Regions from separate parts of the Mus musculus genome. Here regions 1 and 3 are each linked to region 2. A link is a loop called in an ENCODE intact Hi-C map of the cell type or tissue named here. Cell type or tissue: heart. All regions are shown on one strand.

Evidence for each region. Hi-C counts contacts between places; a loop is a spot of excess contacts. Peaks named below come from ENCODE experiments on the same cell type or tissue, not always from the same donor. Only the 100,000 strongest peaks of a DNase experiment are listed, where the experiment ranks them.
Region 1: a loop joins it to region 2, with 2.5 times the contacts of the local background. A loop is called at or near these places in 2 of 42 quality-filtered maps.
Region 3: it touches region 2 in a loop (10-fold over the local background); 19 of 42 quality-filtered maps call a loop at or near these places.

The regions. Positions count from the first base shown.
Region 1 is chr8:8,766,325-8,774,324 of GRCm38, reverse strand. No RefSeq gene overlaps it. Among named protein-coding and RNA genes, the nearest start is that of Gm39127, 47 kb to the right of the region's middle. In heart, a CTCF peak has its summit at 3,696; a DNase peak (open chromatin) is centred at 1,764.
Region 2 is chr8:8,658,240-8,666,239 of GRCm38, reverse strand. It overlaps Efnb2 (ephrin B2), which reads left to right and starts at 4,998. Exons shown (of 5, transcript NM_010111.6): 1 at 4,998-5,756. The coding sequence starts at 5,626. In heart, CTCF peaks have their summits at 4,183 and 7,196; DNase peaks (open chromatin) are centred at 4,269, 4,919, 6,499, 7,229 and 1 weaker place; H3K4me3 peaks cover 4,197 bases; H3K27ac peaks cover 3,950 bases.
Region 3 is chr8:8,989,420-8,997,419 of GRCm38, reverse strand. No RefSeq gene overlaps it. Among named protein-coding and RNA genes, the nearest start is that of 4933430N04Rik, 140 kb to the left of the region's middle. In heart, a CTCF peak has its summit at 4,441 (motif pointing right); DNase peaks (open chromatin) are centred at 2,659, 4,679 and 6,209; H3K4me3 peaks cover 1,327 bases; H3K27ac peaks cover 5,044 bases.

The sequences.
Region 1 (8,000 bases), 110 kb before region 2:
GTGCACCACACTGGTCTCTCAGCTATTGCTCCAGCCTCGTGCTGCCTGCTGCTGTCATGCTGTCCACCATCAAGGTCAAGAACTCTAGCCCTCTGGGACCATGAGCCTGAGTTAAATGCTTTCTTTGACACATTGTCTTGGTCACGTTGGCTTCACTGCAATTTCTCCAATAGCAATTAAAAATTAAGATTCCTGCCATCCTAGCATCCTATATCAGTGTGCCTAAGATCTATCTCATCATTGACCCCCACATCAGGTAATTCTCCCCTCGTGGTCCTTCTATCTGTAACAGGCCCATATTTGCTTAAACACCCTGCAAACCCCACACACTGTCATTGTAGCAGCAGCTGCCTACGGATGAGGCCAGTGTGACATTTCTCCCTGAGTTCTCCTGTTCTGCCTGACACACCCAGTGCCCATCTTCATCACCTCCTGATTCCTTAGACTCCTGATTGCTGTTAACAGGTGTCCCCGCCTCCAGACCTTCTCGGCTTTTTCCGCCCCCACGTTTGCTTCCTGCTTCGTAATAAGCCAGAATCTAAGCTCTGCACAGTTATGGAGGAGTTCGGAGGAAGACTGGTGTGCTTCAAGGGGGAGAGTGGGACACCAAGATGGCTTCCATGGTGATTTCTCCAAAGTGAAAATGTTTGGCATGAAAAACAGTGACAGCAAAGGGCCTAAGACACAGATCACCTCCTTCATGGGACAAGGCTCTGTACAATCTACTGTTTATAAATTACTCTTTCAATGAGGGGTGGCACACACCTTTGATCCCAGCACTCTGCTGCCAGAGGCAGGCGATTTCTGAGTTCAAGGCTAGCCTTGTCTACAGCGTTCCAAGACAGCCAGAGCTACACAGGGAAACTCTTGTTTCAAAAACAAAAATAAATAGATTACTCTTTCACCTTCCTTCTGTGAAAGAAGACACTTACAGGGCGAAGAAGGGATATGCCAAGCAGCGTTGTGGGCAGGGGCACTAGTCTGTGAAAAGAAAGCCAGCTCTGGGTTGGGTCAAAGTAGAAAAGTCAGGAGCTGCATAGAGGAATTCGGAGCTGGAGAGAAACTGAGGGGATGTGAGTCAGGTGACTTCTTCCACAATGGACTGAGAGTCAACACAATGGACTGAGAGTCAACTTGTCTCATGAGATGGGAACCATCCAAGCAAGTGTTTGCTCAGTCTACAACTCTGCATTCGGAAGACGTGAGCATCAGGATGAAAAAGAACAACTGTGACAGGGTCGAAATCAGAAAAACTATTATCATTTACGACTCCTGTCTCTTTCTACCTGCACGGTCTACATTCATCTAGCTACATGTACTGTTAAATGTGAGTTCATTACAATATGGTGGAGGAGTAAGAAGAGGAGAAGGAGGAGAACAACAACAATTGGGGGGGGGGATGGTTGGGGGAGGGTGTAGAATCAAGAACTTGAAAACAGCAGAATAAAAAACATAACCCGGTGCAAAAAGTTGAAACCCACCAAGAAACAGACCCAAATACTGTTGAGATCTTCCTTTCAGAGTTTTAGACTTAACTCAGAAATCATGCTGCCAGCAGATTCCAACCCAGTGACGGGACCCACCAGACACACTCCCTGTGCACAGCTGCTGTGTGCGCTGCATCCCAGAAAGTCTTGCCAGCATCTTCCTGGGAAAGGAAAGCTCTAGCTTGGGTTGTTCAAGACATAGGCCGGCAGCTTTCCGCTTCCCACATAGTGGGGAAACAGTTGGATTACACATCAGGATCTGGAGACTCCAAACAATAGGACCAGGAAGCTAATGGGACCAGGACAAGGAAACTGCTATGACTCCACACTCCATAAAATGCAGACTAGCATCAGAGAACAAGTTACCCCTGAAGAAACAGGGCAAGTCAAGCTGATAAAAAAAAAAAACTGACGGGAATACAAGTGCTGTGAGGCGTTGCCAGGGTGGGATAGGACATTTTTCTGTTGAAGAGTAATGTTACTCCCCAGAGCTGCACAGGCAATGTGAAATTAGTGGGAGGAAATGTCATTTATGGTGCCTTTCTGACTATAACTCAATCACTGTGTGCGTAGGTGTTACGGTTTAGTGTAAAGAACGTGTTATCACCTTTTTAAAAAGACCACTGTATGGCTTTCCCTGTACCTTTACGGGGCATAAATAAATGTACATTGCGCGAGTCAAATGACAGAGCCCGCTCGGGGATTGGATTTTTGTTTTCAGCATTGTATAAAATAAACTGTTTTTTCTAACAGATAATTAACATTTCACGGAGTCTGGTTCCCTGGCGGCAATGGGCTCTGGCTGACTCAGGAACCACAATGGCATGGTGACCACCTCCTCTCCCTCACAACCACACAGTGGTTAGCAAAGGCTGAGGCGGAGGTGGCCAATAAAGCTGCAAACCAGACGCCTTCTCTCTGCAGTCTTGGGTCCCCCACTCCCCTTCTCTGTTCTCAAGGTCCACAGTATTCTTGTGTTCACCTTGGCTCCTGACACCACTGTACTCCAAGGCCCTTATTTGCGATAACCCCTGTCATGTACCTGTGAGCATGGCCTACGCAAGAGAATAGCTTTTCAGCCCTTCTCAGAAGTCCTTTGACTTTCTTGGTCTCAATATATCTCAGCTCCCAGGCCATCCCCCTCAATGACCAGGCTTTCCCAACAGCCTTGGTACCTGTCTGGCTTCCTTCTTGCACAGTTGTTTGAGTTCTCCAAATAATCAGATCCCACTCTGAACACAGGCCACTGAATAAGGTGAGTCAAAGATATTTGGGAACAAGAGGACCTCATGAAACTCTCCCAATGTGCGAAAATATGTTAGTAGTGTTAAGAAGCCAGTCCAGCCAGGAAACTCCTCCTGCTATATTGTCCCCCGGCCTGGAGACTCACCCCACTCCCAACATACACACATTCCTTGGACATAGGCTGACACTGGAATAGACCTGGAAGTGTTAAACTGTGATAAACTGATTGCTGAAACCACCACATTCCTGGGATGTGAGGATCCCAGGGAGTGGATGGCAGGCAAGCTTCTGGTGTCCAAGGAAGCATGCACTGTCCCCAGCCTGTCCTCAGCTTGATCTTCCCCAGATCTCCACTGCTTCACCATTCCTTCAGAACCCCCTGAGCTAGGTGTCCTTATATTTGTTCAGCGCCTCCAACACATTCCCCGATATGGTTTGGCCCACAAGGCCAGGACACCTGGATTAGAGAGCAACCTAGAATTTTGTCCTCTTTGATCATGGGCTGCATTCACAAACCAATAGCATGTGCAAAAACAGAGACATCTCCCACCCTGAGTCACTACACGCTAACACCCAGAAAGTGTACCAAAACCCAGATGTGTATGGCTTAGATCAATGCTTTCTAACTTTAGTATGTATCAAAATTTCCTGTGGGTATGGGAGGAGCCTAAAGTAGGGTCCACATTGATGGCTCGTTCCTCCCCCCAGAATGGAATATGGCTCCTAAAAGAAACTGAACCTGGTAGTTTGGTTTCCATCTTTTGATAATGTGTGCCAAGTTCTGTGGCTCCCTGAACTTGAAAGAGAAGATCTTCACACAAACACACACACACACACCTCAAAATGAGTGAGCGTTCACCCTAGAGGGAGATGCTTTCTCAGCAAATGATGTCCAGGGTGAGTTCTCTGACTCCTTTCCTGGCTCAGTAGCTCAGGCCCGACCTACACCAAGTGTCTCTTCTCACCACCAGCAGGGGCAACAGAGCCCACCCTGTTTTCAATGACTCTCTTCCTTTCCGTTGTCATGGCTGTGCAGGCTGCCTGCTCTGCCTGCCTGGAGCTCGGGTCCTTAATCACCAGTCACCACTTGACACCCACAAAGTGTCTCATGGAAGCTAATGCCCATCCGCCCTCGAGAGCACCTGAAATTGATGTCACAGGCACAACCTTCACCCTTTAAGTCGTTCTGCAGCGAACATCGCCACAGCAATAAGAGAAGCGGGTCATACAGGTACTCACCTCTAAAACTGAGGTGGGTACCCCATGAAAATAATGGAGCTTTTCAGCACCTGCAATCGTCTTGGATTCCCTCGGGTCTTATAAAAATCAATAAGATCATTTATGAAAACATGAAGTTTGGCCAGACACATTCTTTGGTTTCTAGACTTTAGTGCATCCACCACTACCACCGTAATTCAAATAAAGTTGCGTCCATAGCTACCATTAGTTACCAAATAACTTGTGACACAGAGGTTTCCACCTAAGCCCTTCTTCTGACACACTGCTGAGGTGTTAAAAAAAAATCTGCAATGAGACTTGACCTTTTAGTTCAATGGTAAGGAGCACACTGATTGATTAGTCATGGAGATGCTTGCCATGGAAAAAGGAGTCTACACACACACACACACACACACACACACACACACACGCTGAGTTCTCCGCTATATAATTGTGTATTTTTTATAGTTACTATTATGGTTTAGATCTGAAATATCCCTCGTGGACTTATATTTAATAGAAACTTAGTCTCCTGCTGCCGGTAGCGTTTGGGAGGACTTGGGGGACTTACGGGGAGGGGTCTCCCTCGCCTTAAATAGATTTCTTGGGTACAGACATTATGGGCTATAACCAGCCCACATTTCAACCAGAGACCCCTTTTTCCCCAGTATCCTCAAGATATAAGAAGCTGCACCCCCAGCTCGTATGTTATGGCTTCACATGCCAGTGGCAAGTCTTTCCCTGCACGGTGCACCATATCCCCAACCAAACGCATTGAGCGTAAAGTCATTACTGCCAGGCTGTTATTTCAGCAGTGAGAAAAAAGAGCCAACGGAGGCATTTACAACTGAAATGGAAGTGGGCACTGCCCCGAAGGTAAGGGGAGACTTTTAGGAAATACAACTCTTCTGAACGCTCTAAAGTCTAATAAAAGACTCCTTGAGCTTGGCCCCAGGTGCAGCCATGGTTGCCAGGGCGTTCTGAAAGACTCGCTGCAAGTCACAACACCTGCTCTCCTTGGAACAAGGCCGGACCTTTGTCCCCGGGAAATGCCGCTCTCCTTTAACATGGTATATGACGTATATGAAGTGAGCAGCCCCAAATATAAAGCGAATCTACAGTAGCGGTCTTCAACTGGGAGTGTTCCAGTGTATGTCTCTGCCACATACCAAAAGCAGCCTGGGGTCGGGTTTATTTGACTTATGTTTCTACATCACAGGCGTTGAGGGAGGCCAGGGCAGGAGCTCAATGCAAAGATGAAGCTGAGACCATGGAGGAATGATACTAACTGGCTTTTTCCTTGGGCTGGCTCCTCCCCCAGCTCGGTCCCACCTGCCTAGGGATGGCAGTGCCCACAGTGGGTTGGACCCTCCGAGGTCAATTACCAACCAAGGAAATGCCACATAGACAAGCCTATGGGCCAATCTGATGAAGGCAATTTCTTGACTGAGGTTCCCTCTTCCCAGGTGACTCTAGTGTATGTCTAGTTAAAAAATAAAAATTAATCAACAGAAAATGGTTTCTTTCCTCACTCCTCCACCCCACCCCGCCATAAGGAACATTTTAAAATGTCCTGGGGTGTTTCCTAAATATGACAACAAGTAGAGAAGCAAGGTATGGACAGGCCAGCTCCCCAACTGTCCAGAGCTACAGGGCTTGCAATGTGAGCAGTACTGAGCTGGGAGACGCTGGTGCAGAGCAATGAAATTCAGGACCTGAATCTGTGATTCATCCACTAACTTCCATAACTCCTCTCACCAAACTGAGAGTGCAGTCCCGCTGCCCCACTCCCCAAGAGGGAAATGACTCTGATTCCTGCCTTAGGCCCGAGAAAAATGCTATCTGTATAATGTCTTCCACAAATTAAGGGGAACTGTGTTTATAAATTCCTACGGCCCCAGTATTTCTGCAAAACCAGATGCATGACAAACGACTTACACCTTCCAATATGAGCGTGACACCTGCAGCTCTGGCAAATTTGTCTCTGTGGCTGGCAGGGTAGCCTGTCATACCCTGACCACAGTGCAGGGAGACTAAACAAGGCTTCCCTTGTACTCCCCGCTCACAAGCGACAAATGATAACTGTCCTTGTCTCCCATTTTTTTAGATCAAGATATTTTTCATGATTTCTGATTCCCCCACCTTTGAGAAAGAAAAACATTGTGCTTAACATGCTACAAAAGTTAGAAAATAAATATTAAAATCTCAGTTCATTTAAAACCTGAAGAAAAAAGAAAAAAAAAGAATTGTGGTATTTTTTTCCTCTCTCTCTCTCCTGATCAAGTAATGAACAAAATCAGCTACAATTGTAGACTTTTAAACATCTTAAACTGCAGCATTTGCTGTAATGGGTCTGTGGTTTTGCAAGGCAAACTCAAAAGTTATAACAATCAGCTCTATCCCACAGGGAGTTTGCTTGTGTAAAAACTGGTTTGGGGAAAGTATGGCCGGCAGAATCAAAGATTCCAATAGAGGCTGGGTTTTCTCAACCCTTAATTCTTCTAAGATTCCTAATTGGGCATTATGCAGTTAACTGTGAAGGACCCTTGGAGAAAACAAAAACCGAGTATCTTTCAGATCTTCAGAAACATTAAAAGCTAAGCTTTCAACTGCAGCCAAATGCCATTGCCATGACTTTCTTCCCGCATATTGTTTAGTTACAAACACCATGTCCTTGATATTATATATGGTTCAGAAACTTCAAAATTATAAGGCATGACTCCAGGACTTATGGTGCTGGAGACAGACTGTGGCTGACATGGTATGTGATATACGTGAGTGTTGTAAAATGTCACTAATGATAGGGGGAACTGTGGGATTTGATCAAAAAAAAATAATCCCCATCAAAAGTTCTGTGAACAATGGTGTGAACTAAAGTGGCCATGTCTCTTGGACCTGGTGGGGAAATGGCCCCAGTAGAAATGTTATGAACCTATTACAAGAGGTGTGTTTCCAGCTTCGAGCCTTCCGTGTTCGAAGGGAATTCTGGGCTGTTCAGACTTCAAAGTGACCCTTTCCCTGAGGTGCTGAGGGGCAGGGATCACACTACATTCTCAGAGATATGGATCCTCGAACAACTGCCGTGAAGAAACACCAGCAGCTTTGTCAGTGCCGGCTAAGACAGGTTGTCGCATGACAGCAATCCCTGTTGTTCCTGCCTCTCCCGGTGCTAACCTTTATTTTCTGTAACTTCAGACTGGTTCTGGAATTTCGTCAGCCTCCTTGTCCATTAAAGCCACAGAGGCACTTGTCCTTACAGTGGCTCACACGACAGCCATGTTGGTTCTAAGTCTCCTATGAGTCCTGTGCCCTCACCTGCATTCTCTGTCTTCAGCTTCTCTTGATGTGATTGGAGATGAAGGAGAAGAGAGTCCCCCGACCAGATCATTAAGTGCCTGAGCGGGAGGGCACATCTTGAGAGTAAAGGTTCATTTCAGCCCTGAGATTTGGGATGACTGGCTTGGCAGAGAAGAAAGGAGATATTTCTCTTATTGCCTTAAAAGGTGTGAACAAAAAAAAAAAAATTGGAAGCAAACATGTTGACGCGTTTCTACAGAGTTGGTCCACAACCGTCACCACCGTGTGAGCTGTGCAGAGGGCTTTGCTTTGTCCAACAGGCCAGATGGGTGCCTAACACTTTGAGGTCAGGGTGGTTACATGATCAAAGTGTCTCGAGAAAATTAATTAGATGGTGTTATGGGTTCAGGCTGAATTCAAGTAGAAAAAAAAGTCTAAAAACGAGAAATATTTAGTCGGTATTAGAGTGTTCAGGAATGAAGTAATGAAGTCTGATCTTGGGTGGTAAGACAACCAAAAACAAATGTAGAGGGGGGGAGGGGGGAGGCAGTATTCCACAACACAATGAGCTTTCAGATGTCAGCCTGTCAGCCAAGTGGCAAAGATAAGGGGACATGAGAAGGGACAGAGAAGGAATGTGCAGGGTTCAAAACACAGAGGGCATGCTCGAGTCTGCCCGTCCCCCACAGGTGCCCCCATGGTATGCACTGTCCTGATTGTCCACTGCTGCCTGGAAAGCTTCAGTGGATACCA
Region 2 (8,000 bases):
ACATTCAAAATGACTAAAAATAGTCTTCACCCTAGCATGTTGGGCGGGATGAAAAAACTATTTAAATTTACTAGTCTTGGGGGCTTGGGCTTGCTTTGGGTATTTTTGCACGTGGAAACTTACATATAACCCAGTAGAATCTGCCTCATTTAATCTCTTATTTGTTGAAGTTTACTAGTGTTCAAACACTCAAGGAAAGGCTGTGAAATGCTATCTGAGGTGCGTGGGCATGGTGTAGTGGAGAACAAGGTTCCAGGGACAGGTCATCCTTTTCATTGAAAATGCTGCTTGAGATGAATAATTGGTGGATTATTTTGTGTTTGCATGCTTTGGAAACTGCTGTTGCTTTAGTTTTAACTCTTCACTGTGGTAAAGAAAAATGAAATCATTTTAAATATCTTTAAAGATAAAATTTTAAGTGGCCATGAGGTATATAGTGTGAAGGTTTTAGTGAACAGGATACCTTAGTACTCTCTAAGTACATGTCTGCCTCATTTACTAGAACATAACTTAGCTCAAATTATTTCCTGATTAGTATTTTAATGTAGCTCTTCAATTTAGAGTCATTGTTGCTCTCAGTTGCACATTCAAGGTTTGGACATGTTATTTAAAAGTTGCTTTTGCTCTGCTAGTGTTCTAAGCACTACTTGAAGAGTAGCCTGGGCTCCAAATACTTGAGATCAGCCTTTTCGTGCCTTTACTCTGTCACTCAGTTTCTTCTGCCACATGTGAAAAGAAATCACAGTTGCTAGGTGATGGAGTGTCTGGTGTTGGAGACTCGGAGATATACTGGATTGTTCCTGGGCTTAGTAACTGATTACTGTCGAGTGCCAGACTACAGGAAAGAAGATGTCATTGTCAATAATATGCACCCACCTTTTACTTCTAATGTAGTAGCTTGTTTCTTCATTTGTTCCATTGCTTTTGTATGCATATTATAAAAGCTAATCTTTCCCACTCTTAGCAGTTCAGATGTTCCCTAACTTACTAAATATAAATATGCCTTTAATTCAGTTTTGTTAATTCTTGAGTTACTTGAAATTCTTGATGCGTTATAGAATCATTGACTGTTTATTTTTATTATAGTATTTAAATTTTGTAGTTATTGCCATTAATATTGTGGAGTTTGCAGAAATCTCAACTGTATAAACTAAGCCTTTAAATTAGCTTGGTGTGAGGACTCTTTCATGCTTCAAATAGGGGAAGGGAACCCTACACGAGGACTTTAGTTTCACTTAGGATGTAGTAAATGAGCTTGTTGCTGTTCTTAATTATGACCTGGTCAGTTAATTGTACTGGCATATGTCTCTAGCTTGTGTGTGCGTGCGTGCGTCTGCTTGTGTGCCCACCTGCCTCTGTGTGTGTGTGTGTGTGTGTGTGTGTGTGTGTGTGTGTGTGTGTGTGTATGGCCATTTTTCTTCAATATACTATAAATGTACTGTAAGTCAGTGGCTTTATATTTCTCATAAGTTTAAGAAGGATAAACACAGAGTCTAGTACCATTTCACTTAATGTCTGAGTCATGCTTTATTTAGGATCCTCAGTTTGTTATTGAACATCCCATTCTGCTAGTAACTCAAGCTTCTGGTATTACAGTTGTCTTCAGTTCAGTTGCTTTTCACCTAGAGCTTTCACTATACTTTGCATTATTGCCCTGAGAGATGCCGAAGATGGGGCTAAAATCACCTGCTCCAAAAGTATTGTAAATACTTGCTATTAGGTTTAAAGGTGAGGTATGCAGATGGGTGTTCCCCAGCAGTAAGCCTTTTTTACCTTGCCATCTGTGAAGTGTATGTTGATGGTTTTAGAATTGAGTTGTCCTGGTGAAGGATGCTGTCACCATAATGTAGGTTTGCACTGGCGAATGCATGGCACCATACATACATTTGTAGCCAGTTGCCATCTGTTTGGCACAGTTGGGTCACTCTCCTTGTATGGCGTATAGTGAAATTACTGGAGAAAGTGGTTTTTGAAATAGCCCCAGAGCAGGCCAGAGTCCAGAGGATTCCAGTGTCAGAGCCCCTCAGCCCTATCTGTTAAAGCAACTCCCAGTGCTTGTTTTGTTTTGCTTTGTATTAGAGTGCTCTGCAAAATAATGTGGAGGTGCCACTTTGACACTCCAGACATTGTTGGATTGACCAGCACTATTTGAAAAGAACATGGCTCCTTCTCCAATCCTCAGACGACTGATTGGAGGATGTGGAAATGATTGTATTTTTCACACTTAAACTTTGAAACCAGTAAATTAAAGAGCAGTGCATGTTGATGACCCAGCCATTTCATACAATCATATCTTGTTCAATATCTCAGTACCTGCAGGATTAGAATAAAAGATGTTTCTTTACATGTGGGTGGTCCTTGGTTCTCTTAGGGTAAATGACTGTTCACTTGGGATTAATTGCCTGATAAGGACTTAAACTTGGGACTGGTTGGCTCTAAGTTCTCTTGGGCCTTTTATAGCATGGAGCTCTCCCTTTAACCTAGGTATTGCCCTCAGTGGTTCCATTTGTAGCTTACAAGCAATGGCATTTGACTTTGCATGTTCCTATCCAAGTACGTAATCAGTTCCTAGAGCAGAGACTTTGTTTAGAGGAAGGCCAGTTACCTACTTGGATTTGCCCACCACAATACCTCACACAGGTTGTTGGGTGGGCCTCTAGACCTCTCAGTTCACATTAGGAAAAAGGCTTCATTTTCTACTACCTATGCTGGTGACAGTAAACAAATATAGTACCATTACTGCATTTGAAGCATACTGTTTTTCCATTAATACATAAAGGAAAAGGTTGAACGAGAGCCAGTTGACTGCAACCCGTTCCTAAAGAATGTGATCGCGCTTTCCCTGCAAATGAACGATTTGGAGCTGTTAGTGTGGTCAAGTTGCAGAACAGTCTGAGGACCAAACTGGTTAGCATTGGCTTAGAAGCCTGGTGTGTCGTACATTTTTGCTGGCTAATAGATTGTTCTTTGTGAAATTTCAGCTTTGCTGCCACTCTGTAAGAAATCATTTATATTTTGTAATACATTGTACTTTTAAAATTCCCAAGTCTATTGACTGAGAAGCATCCTTAGCTTTAGGAACCAGCGACTTCCTCAGATTTTGTTGTCATTTGGCATAGAGTTGTGTCCTGTTTTCAAAGCATCCAAGGATTTAGTTGTGAAACGAAGCTCTTCTCAGAGACACTGCAGCATGCTTGCTGTGGCCGTGCTTTAGGATTTCTTCTATGGTTCTCTTTTGTATTTGCCTGGGATAATGACAAATGTAATGTTAAATATAAATGGCTTGAGGTTATGTTTTAATTTCCTAAATGACTGGATAAACAGTTGAGGACCAAAATGATATGTGTGCAGTTACTGACTCCATGTCCCCTTTAGAAGTCACACAGGATTATTTTTGATTTTTTTTAAAGTATATTTACGTTGTCCCCAAAGTAAAATGCCTTGAGTGTTAGGGTATCTGGCTTACTGAAAATGGTATTTTTAGAAGCTGGGTTAAAACAAGTGCCCTTTTTTCCTCTTCTCCAGTAAAGGTCAAATAGCAGCTCCTGTCAGTTTTTTCAGTCAGGAAGTTAAACATTACTCTGTGTGTGTGTGTGTGTGTGTGTGTGTGTGTGTGTGTGTGTGTGTGTGTGTGTGTGTAACCCTTGTTTAACCTAGCGTGAATCCCATCTCCCCACCCACAATCATATTGCAGGCATAGTTAAAAATAGTAATTACAGAAAAGGGTTTCTTAAAGCTGTATTTTGGTGTGTTCAATACATTGTGTTTTGGTCTTAAACGAGTTTTTCCAAACCAATTCGTAGTTGCAGTATACACTAACTTACATTAAGGTTTTTGAAAGTCAACACTTTTTAAAGCTCGAAATTTGTTTTAAAGAAGGATGAAGGGGGCGGGGGGGGTGTTGGGAGTAGTTAGTAACTAAATCATGGGGCTTGTTTTTAAAGATATCGGTGTGGAAACTGCTTAGTTCCATTTGAAGAAGTTCTGGTATTGATGGACAGCATTGTAAGAAGAGACGTGGTTAATTTTTGCTGGGCCATGGGCTGTACATGGGACTGTGCCTTCCACCTACTTTGTTCTCTCTGATAACGGGCATCTTAAGCAAGTGGTTTTCGACTTGGGAATATCTGGATCCTTAAGATTTGATCCTGTAACCGGTAGGCTTGTTCTGAAGTACGGAGAGGCAAAAGTGGGCGCTAGTGGGCGCTGTGGATCCGTAGAAGTCACAGCCGTGGTTCAGTTTTTCAAAATCGGTCTTGGGCAAGCAACCGAGTATCACAACTGCCACTTCTCTGACTGATAGTTGTCCGGGTCACACCTAACTTCCTGGCCACTGTGGGGTCGCGGGGTGTCCCGGGAGCTAGTGAAGAAAAGTCCTCCCAGACGTTGGTAGTGGAGCTTTGGAGGCGCTGTTCTTGCGGGGAGAGGACCGGAAAGGGAGCGGGCGCACGGAGTTGGGTCTCGGGGTCGGGAAGGGCGGCAGACTGGCTCGCACTGCCGGTGGGCTGCTAAGGCTCTCAGCCTCGTGAGAGTCTGATTTGAGTTGCGTCGGACCGGGCCGGAACACTTGGTGCCAGAATCAAGTTAGAAGGCCCTCAGTTAATGGCTCAGAGGGATCCGCCAAGTACCAGGGCGCCATACGCGCGAGGGGCGGCAGGGAGCGAGCGCCACAAGGCGGAACGCTGCGTCCACCACGTCTCGCCCTATCCTAGCGAGGGCACTCGCCAGCACAGGCACTTGCCGGGCGAGGTGACCCTGCTGGTGCGAGTGGCTAAGAGGCGACCAACCCTGTGCCCGGCGCCCAGCGGGGCTCGTCCTGGGGGCGGGGCTCACCTGTCAGGGGCGCCCTACCTCTGGGTGCCCAGTGTCGGGTAGGGGGCGGCAGACTGACGGGAATGCTGCCCAATCAGCGCGCGCTCGCGGCGCGGCGAGCCAATGGGCTGCGTTTGACTGGGCGGGGCCCCGCGTTTATAGTGCTCTGACAGCGCGCCCGGCGCGCTGACTCTCCGCGGCGGGGACAGAGGCACCGGTCGGATCGCGGAGCTGCGCGCAGAGCGGGTCCTGGCGCCCTCCCCGCACACAAAGGCCCGCGCGCGTCAGACGCCTGCGGGGGTTCCAGTGCTCTCCTGACTGCTTAGTGGCCGCGAGTTGCGAGGATTCAGGAGGCGCCCTTTATCTCTGCGCTCCAGGACATGGAACCGCGCCGACGCGGCGCTCGCTTGCCCGGGCCACTGCCCGCTGTCCTGGATCTATAGTCAGGCGGCCCCTCTCGGGGAGCAGCACCCGCCGCCTCACACCGACTCGTCTCTCCGCTGCGGGCCTTTGTCCCGGCCCAGTGCCCTCGCCGCGCCCGCCCTCCGCGGCTGGCCCGGCACCCTGGAGCCGCACGGGAGCCGACTGTCCCAGCTGCGTCCGGCGCAGCGCCCCGGAGCCCCGAGTCCGCCGAGCCGCCGCGCCCCGCGCGTTCGACCCCACCCCGCGCGCTGAGGGACGCGCAGGGTGAGCGCACCTGGCCTCGGCGACCGCGGGAGCGGCGCGGCGTGTCCGCCCCGGAGGATTGGGGGTCGCTGCCCGCGGCCGGTCCCAACGCGTCCCGGAGTGCGCAGAACTGGGAGCGGCTTGGGCATGGCCATGGCCCGGTCCAGGAGGGACTCTGTGTGGAAGTACTGTTGGGGACTTTTGATGGTTTTGTGCAGAACTGCGATCTCCAGATCGATAGTTTTAGAGCCTATCTACTGGAATTCCTCGAACTCCAAGTAAGTGGTGTCCACGAGCCTTCTCTCTTCCGCGGTGCCCTCGGCCGGCGCCCGGGGTACGCTGTATGGTCCGGGCGGGAGGAGGCCTTGGACCCTGTTTCTAGAACCTGGGGCTCCTGTCCCCTATCCCCCACCCTTCCACATTTCTCTAGGTGGGGACCGGTTGATCTTGAGAGCGCGGGTTCCAAGGGTACTCTAATTAGGCTCCAACCTCAAGTGCTCTAGGAGTCCCAAAGCCCTGGCGACTTGGTGGCATGCCCGGTAAGGTGTCTGATGGCGCTACCCGGCCTCCTTTCTTTTTCGAGGACGGAGGACGTTGCCACTAACGGGGCTACAGACACACATTGGCGGGCTCCGAGAGATGCTGCGCTTGCGAGGAGCGCGGGAGCCACGGGCCGGGGCCCAGCGAGAAGGCGACAAGAACTGAGAGTCTGGGGTGGTGGAGCGTCCCTTAGAGGAAGGGAGCTGGGCCCGGGGCGTCCCTGAGCCGGGATACCTCGGCGCCTTCTTGCTAGCCCGAATGTGCGCGGGGAGCTCGATGGCTCAGCCAGAGAGCTCAGGCGGCGAGCTCTCTGCATGTCGGCCTCTCCCTTCGCGTCGGAACTGGTGGTCTAGGTCCAGTGCGGCGCGGTCCACTTAGGTGGCTTAATTTTAACGACGCCTTCAGGGCCCTACCCAGTCAACGCTGCAGCCTTTGCACTTGGGGAATCGGGAGTCAGACTTGCTTTTAGCAAAGCGCACAGTCGGGAGAAAACCAGGCCTGAGACTAACTTTCAGGTCTGGTCTCCCTGAGTGCGCTCCTTGTTTCGAAAATGCTAGCCATCCCTTGGAATACGCAGCCATGGCCCCAGTAACCGTGCCTGGGTGCTGCTTCTTACCTCATTTCCCAACCACCGCCAGAAAGTGCTGTGCGGAATTCTGGACTCAGCCCTAGGAGAGCGTGGAGACGCGGCTGGCTCCTGGTTGGAGTCAGACCTTTCAGATTAGAAGCAAAATCAATGGCCTAATTGGAGTTGAGCGTGCGGTGCACGGCTTCAGAGTAGAGGTGAACGAATTGTTTTTGAAATTACCACATAAGCAAAGAATTGTACCTACTCTCTTGAAAGTGGTAAATTTCAAATTCAGCAACATAATTGACCAAACACGTTTCCCTTCGAAAGGGCAAAAAAATCTATAGTTGTAAATGACTCAAAACATTTTTTTTTTTTTTGCCTGCTGCCAGGAGGCCCTTGTTTTAAACTTACTGCGGCCCCCCTCTAACGTAGTCTTGATCTGTTAAAGAATTTTTTCGTTTTGTTTTGTTTTTTAAAGCAAGGTGTTGCATTTGCTCTCCTGGCGTGGTATCTTTGCATCCACACGGGATCTACAGGCACCTGGTGGTGCCCGAAGGCGCCTGGCTGGGATCTGAGCGCTGCAGCCTTTGCCATTCGGACTGGGGCCCTGGTGGTAGCTGCTGCTGACGCTCGCGGTGCCTACAGAGGTCACCCTTCCCTGCCGAATGCTAGCTATGAGCGCGCCCATCCCCCCATCCCTTCCCTGGGCTGCCTCCCTCTCTCCACTTTGCACTTTCACTCACAGCCTCTTTTGGGGAGGCCGAGTCTCCCCCCCCCCCCCCACTGCCTAGATTTAATATTTATATTTAAGTCTAATTTAAAGAAATTCCCATTAAACCCCTTCTGAGTAACATAACCATCTTTTCTGTTCATAGTGACCACTATACTTGGGTGTGCAGACGGAAGGATTAGAAATACTGATTTGTTTAAACAGCACTGCCACCAAGTGCACGTAGCACTTGGAGAATCATGTCTTTGATTTGAAACCTGTTATGTTAGGGAGGGATTTGATCTTCAACAGGATAGTTTTCCGAGCTGTGGCCACAGATGTATAGAGAGCTGCTAGGGCCCTGGGTTTTGGAGGAGCAGGCCTCCCTGTACCGTGCAGTTGTGTGATTACTCCCTGGCCTCCACAATAAAATGTCTTAGAATTTTCTTGAGGATGGCTGGAAGTCTTTGGAAAGCCTGTGGCTGAATGCTGTCTGTGAGATCAGAAAGACTTCTTCCTCGGAAGAGTAACACAAAAGAGCCTTTTAGTTTTTAGTGCCTGGCATCGCCTCCCTTGTTCACTTTTTCAGAGAAAAGTTTCTGTAGGTAAAATGTGGCAGGTAGGTAGCCAGACGCTTGGAAGCTTTACCTTACTTTGCATGAACAAGTCACTTGTCATGAAACAGGCATTGGTAATTAGATT
Region 3 (8,000 bases), 330 kb before region 2:
ATGGCCTTGCCTCCCCCTCCCAAGTCCTGTGATTATAGATGTATGCCAGCCTAGCTGATACTTAGGGCTTATATAACTGTAAAACCACTGGGTAAGGGAATAGCAAGGAAGCTGCAGAGGTGGCTCAGCAGTTAAGAGCACTTTCTGTGTTAATCCCAAAGCTTGGAGGAGAGGGACCACTGACCCAAGTCATCATGGCCAAATTAATTAAGGTAAATTTTTTTTTATCATGAACATGGGCTGCCTGCCCGTAAGACAGGGTTTGAGGGGTCAGCATTGGATGTGAGAAAGACAAGGGTTTTTTATAGCTCAGGGGGAGGGGGCCTCCAAATGTGATTTGGTGGGCAAAACAGATGGGGTTACAGCAGCGGAACATACATATAACAAGTTACTCCCTCCGGAAACAGACACGGTTGCAAGGTGGGCATAACAAGGCAGTCATAACAACACCGAGTCATAACAAGATAGTCACAGGTTGTCACACAACCTTTTGAAAACAAGGTAGGGTTGGAAGATGGTTATAAACAGCTTTTTGAAACAAAGAAAACAAAACAAAACAAACAAAAAAATCCCATGATTTCGATTTCCATTCCTGGGACAGGCAATACAGAACATTGTAGGTAAGGTCATAGGTGTGGCATAGCCCAATCCTTGAGAAACAGAGGTATAGCATAACAAGCACAAACAGGGATAAGCTTAGCTTGTTGTTACTGTAGGATGGCTTCTAAGCCTAAGAGAGAGGCAGGCTGGTTTTTCAGCTTCTCATTAAGAGAATCAGTATTGTGTTCCCAGCATCCATTATCAGAATCCAACTAACTGCACCTCCAAGGAGATCTAATACCTTCTCTGACCTCAGTAGGCACCTGCACATACATGGGGTACATTTTCACACACACACACACAGACAGAGGAATGCAAGGGTAAACAAAGGTAAATCTTTACAACCATGTCTTTAAAAAGAAAAGAAGGATACAGACAACACCAGGAAATGCCCCTTAGAGACAAATGACCTGTTCTCTGGCCTTCTCCATGGTCTGCCTGCTTCTGCTATGATTCAAAGCAACTCTGAGGTAGCTCGCAGCCCCTTCTGGGAGACAGAATTAGTGTCTTGTCTATGAATATTTCCATTTTGCTGTGAAGCAGAACTTACCTGCACATCCCCTAGAACCTGGTCAAGTCAAACTGAATCCACCGTATGTATTCACTAAGAAGGAAATGCCTGCTCCCCTAAGAGGGAAACCATCTATTTGGTGGCTTCTTCCCAAGACAAAAGTGGGTCTCAAATACCACCCGTTTCCAAGCGAGTCAAAGAGCAACTCAAGGTTCTCTAATGTATACAGATCTGAAAGCCTGTCTGAGATCCCACCGGTTCTAGACAGTTTAAACCTCCAAGATGGTTCACAGAAACTCAGCAAAAGTTGTGAGTGCCCCCCCACCCCCGTGAGTGCCACCCCTGCGGAGGTAAACAAGTGGGATCTATATTTTCAACTGATCTGAACCTGAATCTCCCTGGGTCTCTGTCAATAGCAAGGATTCTTGCTGGGCAACTGCAACCTTCAGCAGAAGCTACGTCCCTGGCCTCAGGATGTATTCTCAGATGCCCAAGCTGGGTTCTCCTTGATGGAGTCCTTAGAACAAATGCTCTCTCTTCCTCCCATCCCCGCAAACCCCTGCACTTCAATCAGAGGAACCAGGAGACTCCAAAGTGCCTTTCACACACCAGCGCCTCGGTGGACTGAGCCTGTGGTTGGAACTCTTTCATCTGCCCGCCTCCTGGAGGAGATTCTCTAATTGATAATGAATTCCTAGGGGGGTGGGGGTGGGGGATACGTGATTTCAGGCTGTAAATTAATAACTCCTTCCAAAGCATAGCACCCAGTTTTTAAAAATAATATTATCTACTACATGGTATGGGTAAATTTTCACAGTAAACTATTCCTAAGAAAGCAAATTTATGATAAGAAAAATTATAATGATTTTTAGTTTGATAGTGCATACTCGAGCAAGTCAATAATTGTAGCGACCTACTTTTCTAAAATATGAAAACCCCACATGTGTTGTCTCAGGCAATTTGTTGAGTTTCAAATTATTTCAAACTGGGAGCCTATATGTAGGGCAGGTGTCTCTTAAATCCCAAATCATGGGTTGCGTGCTGATGCTTGCCTTCAAAGCTTGGGGGTATTTAGGAAAAAAAAATAGTAACAGCAGTGTTGAGAGGAGGGAGGGAGAGAGGAAGAGAGGGAAAGCCGGGAACTGAGGAGAGAAGATGTGGAGGAGGGAGAGGAGGGCAGAGCGGAAGGAGTTAGAGTGGGGGAAGGGAGGCGGAGCAAGGAACAGATTCATTTCCTGGACCACCTTAAAAGCGTTCTTGGTGTTTTAAGCAACCCACAGGCAAGATCCCGGTTAAAGACTGGTGCTAAATCTTTGAATCAATTAATCAGGAGCCTGCGCAGAGCCACCCTACCCAGCTGCATGGACGGCCCGCAACTCCGGGCTGGGGATTCACCAGTTTGCCTCTGTGGCTGCCCTATTGTCGCGCTTGAAAAGAACATTCCCACAGTGCTGGCTCTAAAAACAATAAACATCGTATGTAAAAAGAAATGACATAACCTTGGCACTGATAAGGAGCGTTTCCCAGGGCTGCGGGGACTGTCTCGGGAGGGGCGACAGGCCACCCCCACTCTGGGGCCTGGGAGGAAGTGTCCAAGGAGGCCTGCTGGGGCCCTTGGGCTGTCCCAGCACAAAGAGCTAGGAGTGGGCAGGTCCCTCCCAGCCTCTGGAAAATCAATCTAAGGAAGTCTGATGCCATGGAACGGTTTCCTGTCCACTGTGTGGGAAATCTAGCTGAGTGCAAGCGCTGGTAACAATGGGACAATATATTATAATAAACAGGAAAAATAGCATTGGCCACGGAAATCAATAGCCTGAGTTCACCAGGCATTCATAAGATTGACAAGTGAATAAATTAAAACCAAAAGGTTAGCACACTGAAAGAGAAGTTAATTTTATGTCCGCCCTGGAGCCCCCTCTTTTGAGGCGCAAATTAAGACTGTGTATAATAAAATGAACATAAAGTCTCGAATTTAAAATAAAGCCTTCCTTAGGACTTACATGGTTAGACAAGCAGAGATTCCTTTACAGGCTCCCCCATGCATGGGTAGTCTCAGTCAGGCTGCATTTGCAACCCCCTCCACAGCGTGACCAAAGACTTATTTAAAGAAATTTCTTGCTTTAAATAAACCTGCTCTCAGCAGCCAACTGTTCCTCCAGGAAGTGATGGGACACCCCAATTCACTGTAGAGGCTTACCCAAGCAGAACCGAATGGAGCAGCCTGCACGCTGCTCTTTAATTTAAAGGAGAGAGGAAAAAGCCACTCGAGGCTCCTCCAAACCCCCAAATAATTATAAACAAGAGAACGTAACTGACTCTAGAGCCCACCTGGGTTAAACAAACAGATCAGCTCACAGTCTTCTGGCTTTGTAGCAGCTTCCCTTTCTTAAAAATGTTTTTAAGTTTGGGCTGTCTCTTAAGCCATAAAACTGCTTTAATTAGAATTCACCCGTGAGCATGGCTTGTGATAAAGTGTTCAATGTACCAAATTCCTTCTGATTACTAATAAAGACACAGCCTTGTTGGGCTGGTGGAGCCACGGGCTGAGGGTTTTTGAGACAATTAATTCTCATCCGGGTTCTGCAGCTGAGTTTCACTACAGGTTTGTTTCTCTAAGTGTGGATCTACCCCAGTTTCTGAGCATTTGTTTGATCATATCAGAGTGCAGTAAACAAGTCTCTGGCGGCAGGTGAGCTATTCCATGGACTATCAAGTTTGACTCAAAAACCGCGGGGAAGTTTTGCTGGGCTTTGAAGATGCTCTGGGGTCATCCCTGGTTTCTCCTGTTTTGTTTGACTGTAGCAGTTTCTGCCCAGGGAGGAGCACTGATGGAATCTATTGTTTAGGGAGTTTGAATGGTTTAGTCTTCAGTATATATTAACTAACCAAGGAGGTGCTGGACACATGACGGTGGATTTATGAAACTGTCCACCTGGGAGCTCATTAAAGCATAAATTCAGGACAGCCAGAGTTTATCTAAAATAACCCCCCTGCTATGTTTTAGGAGGTTGTGGGGAGGTTTATAAATAGCTGACTAGAATCCTTTGATCAGTTTATTATATATAATAAATCCCTAAAATTTTAGAGGGGTGGTGAGAATTTGGGGTTGCTGTTGTACATGTTTTGAGGAGTTTGCCAAGGAGGAGCTAAAAAGTCTAATTAATTAATTAATTTTATTTATTTACTTATTATTCATTTATTATAAACTCAGTAAGCTTATATTTAAGGGAATTCACATGTGACTTCTTCATTGCCCATGAGGGTTATTTATTAAATTAACTCGTTTTTCATTCTATCCTTTGCAGCTGATGAAAGAGAAGGGAAGTATCTGCCATCGCCAGCAGAGGGCAGTAGATCCCAGGGAAATTTCTGCTTACTTAAAAGCTAAAGCTTGCTTTAGTAGGCACAAAAAAAAAAAAAAAAAAAAAAAAGTCCTACCGTGAAAGCTTTTGCCAACATTCTGGCGTCAAAACGCAGGAAGACCTCAGCACTTCCTGGAAAATCCACTCTGTTGTGAACCTTCCCACCCAGGACTCCATATTGTCTAAAGCAGCCAGAAATAGAAATTGACTTCCCCTCCTAGCTCTTGGTTTAATTTAGCATCAACCCACCAAGCAGCAGAAAGGGCTGGGGCTGTATTCTGAAAAAGCACAGGGCGCTTTTGCTCAGTGTTAACAGGCATCATCAGGGCCTGATGTCAGCCAGGCCTGCAGTCAGCAGCCAACAGGAGTATAGCACCTTGGGCTTTGTGTCCGCATCCCCGCGGGAAGCTGACCCTGTTCCCTCCCACAGCAGCATTCTTTCCCTATGGCCTTCTCTGTCCGGGTTTTCGCTGTACATCTGACATCGTGGAAACCTTCTGCCTGATCACCCAGGGCTGAAGGAAACATAAATGCAAGCAAGGCTTCAGGTTCACCCTTGGACCTCAGGTTCTCCTATGAACTTTAACGGAGATGCTGGGTTAGGAAAACATTCTTTCTTAGGGCACAGCCCTTGATTCCCCTGTCTCTTGCAATGGGCAAGGGACGTTTATGAGGGCCTGCCTTGTCTTCCATACTCAGCTCTCCCATGACCTTCCCCTTCACAAATCACAACTGCAAGTCACTGTCCCCACCCCCACCCCTGACTTTTCGTGCCTCTGCTTCTGTCCTTGTTTATGAGTCTCACTTCTTACTGCTCCGGATTTTTCCTTGGTTCGGACTCTTCCAAGGAGAGCGAATCTAAGGGTAAAGGGCAAGGACTAACGTGAGCACCTTGAGCACCGGGAGGGTGTCGTGAAACAAAGGCAGCTGTGCCTTATGTAACTGCAGTCAATCAAATTGACTTCGGTGAGTAGGACTGGGGTAATTTCAGTAATGAGTGGGCTTGCTTTTTAAAAATTCATTGTATTATGAAAAGGAGGGGGGAAAAAACGAGTTTCTGAGTAGCTACCTCTCCCGCTGAAGTCGACATGAACTCTAAGGATTTAAAAGTCTTGTCCTTCTTTTAAAAAAAAAAAAGGATGGCACTTTTGGCTTTAAATGTGTCTTTGGGGTTGTATGTTGGTTTGAACTGAGGGACAACACGAAGCCAGCATTTTCAAATATTCCCAATCAAAGCAGAATAAGAACTCATGTTCTTCAAAGAAATGTTGTGTTGTCATTCTGGTAATGCCTATTTACTTTTAAAGGGAAGAAATTAAAACTAAATAAGGGTCATGCAGTCTCTAAGAGCTACACAAACTCAAACTGTCCAACAAGCAGGATTTCTGGCCCCTACTCCAAAACACTTGGCATCTTTCAGCAAGGTCTCACCCCAGATGAAGACTTCCTGTTTCCCTGAACAAAGGACCTTGGGTGATGATCACCTGGTGGCTGTGTCGGCTTTTGAAAGTCACTGTCAACATTTTCTCTGCTGGTCAGAATCCAGAGGATGCCTGTGTGGGCTTGTTCTGTTTTTCGTGTCCCCAGGCTGTAATTATTTCCACTGATCTCAGGGAGCACACACTAGTTCTCAACCCTCACAGGGGTTTATGGGCCGGGGCCGTAGGAAGTGTCTGGCTGTGACTCAAAAACTTGACCTTCAGGCCAGACTCTGAGAGACGCGCAGCCAAGGAGGCCTGCGCAAGCCCTCATCTTCCATTTCCTAAATAAGCAAGCCTGAAGCTGGAGATGTCTCCCAAAGAGGCTGACTCTCGCCAGATGGTAGGATGGCTGGCCCATGCACCCTTGTCCTAAGCCCAAATTTGTTCATCTTCATTTTCATTGGTCAAGATTTTAACATCTGGGCACCGGATAGAAAAATACACCAGCATTCCTCTGCAGAAGTATGCAAAGAATGAAGCCAAGTCGTCTTGAACCTTCTCCAGGCTAAACAGTCGTGGCTCTCTGTGTCTATGGTGTCATAGCCTACCCCCTGGCTTTGCCAAGGCCATATAGCTCACTCACTAAGTTCTTCGTAACCCACAGCTCTGGGAATTGAGCAGTGTGTTCCATGTGGCCTGGCTAACATGGGCTGATGATGCTGGCTCACCTGTGTCAGCAATGCTAAACCATTTCTGTACACCCCAATGACTTTGAGCAACGGGCTAAAAATAGACACATCTAAGCCCTTTTCTTAGAAACGCATGTTTCTAATGACCCAGAAAACTGCTTTTTAAATAAGCAAACTAACAGGGCCAACGCTGGGCATTTTGAGGAGTTTCTTTAGAGGTCTGGTTCTCATGTGGCATTCATTCTATTTCTTTGGTTCTAGTGTGCTTTAAGACCCATACTGATGTTGATCAACTTGAACATCTCACAAAGACCCTACTAGATACCCCTAACTACAGATACTCAAGTTTAAGTCTAAATCAAAAAATGTTACATTTACTCCTGACAGGTGAAATATAGGTGACCCATTAAATCTGAAGGCTAACACATACACACACACACACACACACACACACTAAGTGAGACTTATTTACATGAAAAAAAAATTATTTAGTGCCTCTCCAAAGCTCAGATGTAACTCTTTGCCCATATTTACCAACTTCAGCAACCCTGCCCTATGGAAATGTCTGGATCTGATTGGTTTTTCTAATCAGGCTTTTCTATGGCCAAGATGTGTTGCGCGCGCTCAACTGGCCAGGAAGAACGACGCTGCTACAGGATCCTTCTGCACACGTTTATTCAGTCCTGTTTCTTCTTTCTCTATATTTCCCTTGTTTATATCTCCCTTGTTTTTATATCTCCCTTGTTTATATCTCCCCCGAACCCTGGGCCTCTCACTCCTTTTATACTCTCTCTCACCGCAGGCCACGCCCCCTCGCCAGTCACGAGGCTTCAGCTAATCAGGGCAGCAGGGGCAAATCTCCACCAAATTGGATTCACCTGTGTCCTGGTACACCTGCGCAGCACTCAAGATGTTTGTGTCTTATATGAGGAAGTCAGGTGCAAGTCATATGACTTAGCTGCAGTCCCTGGCGCCTTTGGGACTACCGCCACACCCGCTCCCCACAAAGATGCACCTGGGATCTGTCCTGGGGTCTGTCCTGGGACTGTCCTGGGTCTGTCCTCAAGTGTTCTTGTCTCCTGCACCTACTGCTTCTATCCCTGAACATCAAGGAAGTTCCTGTCCCGATTATTCCCAAGGACACAACTCAGGTTGCTGTTTTTATTTTTGTAATTAAAACAACAACAGCCACAACCTTGGAGACTGTATGTCCCTGAGGTGATTCTGCACACAATCTCCATCTTTCTTTATTATGTATAACCTCCCCCCAAATCTATGAACCCTGCCATTTTTTTCCAGCTGTAACAGAAAGCATAAATATAGACTTAAAAAACCTGGGTTTAAACACTGGACCTACTACCATTTACCAGCCATACAACTTCAGACAAATAAAGAGATATCCTGAGCCTCAGTCGTC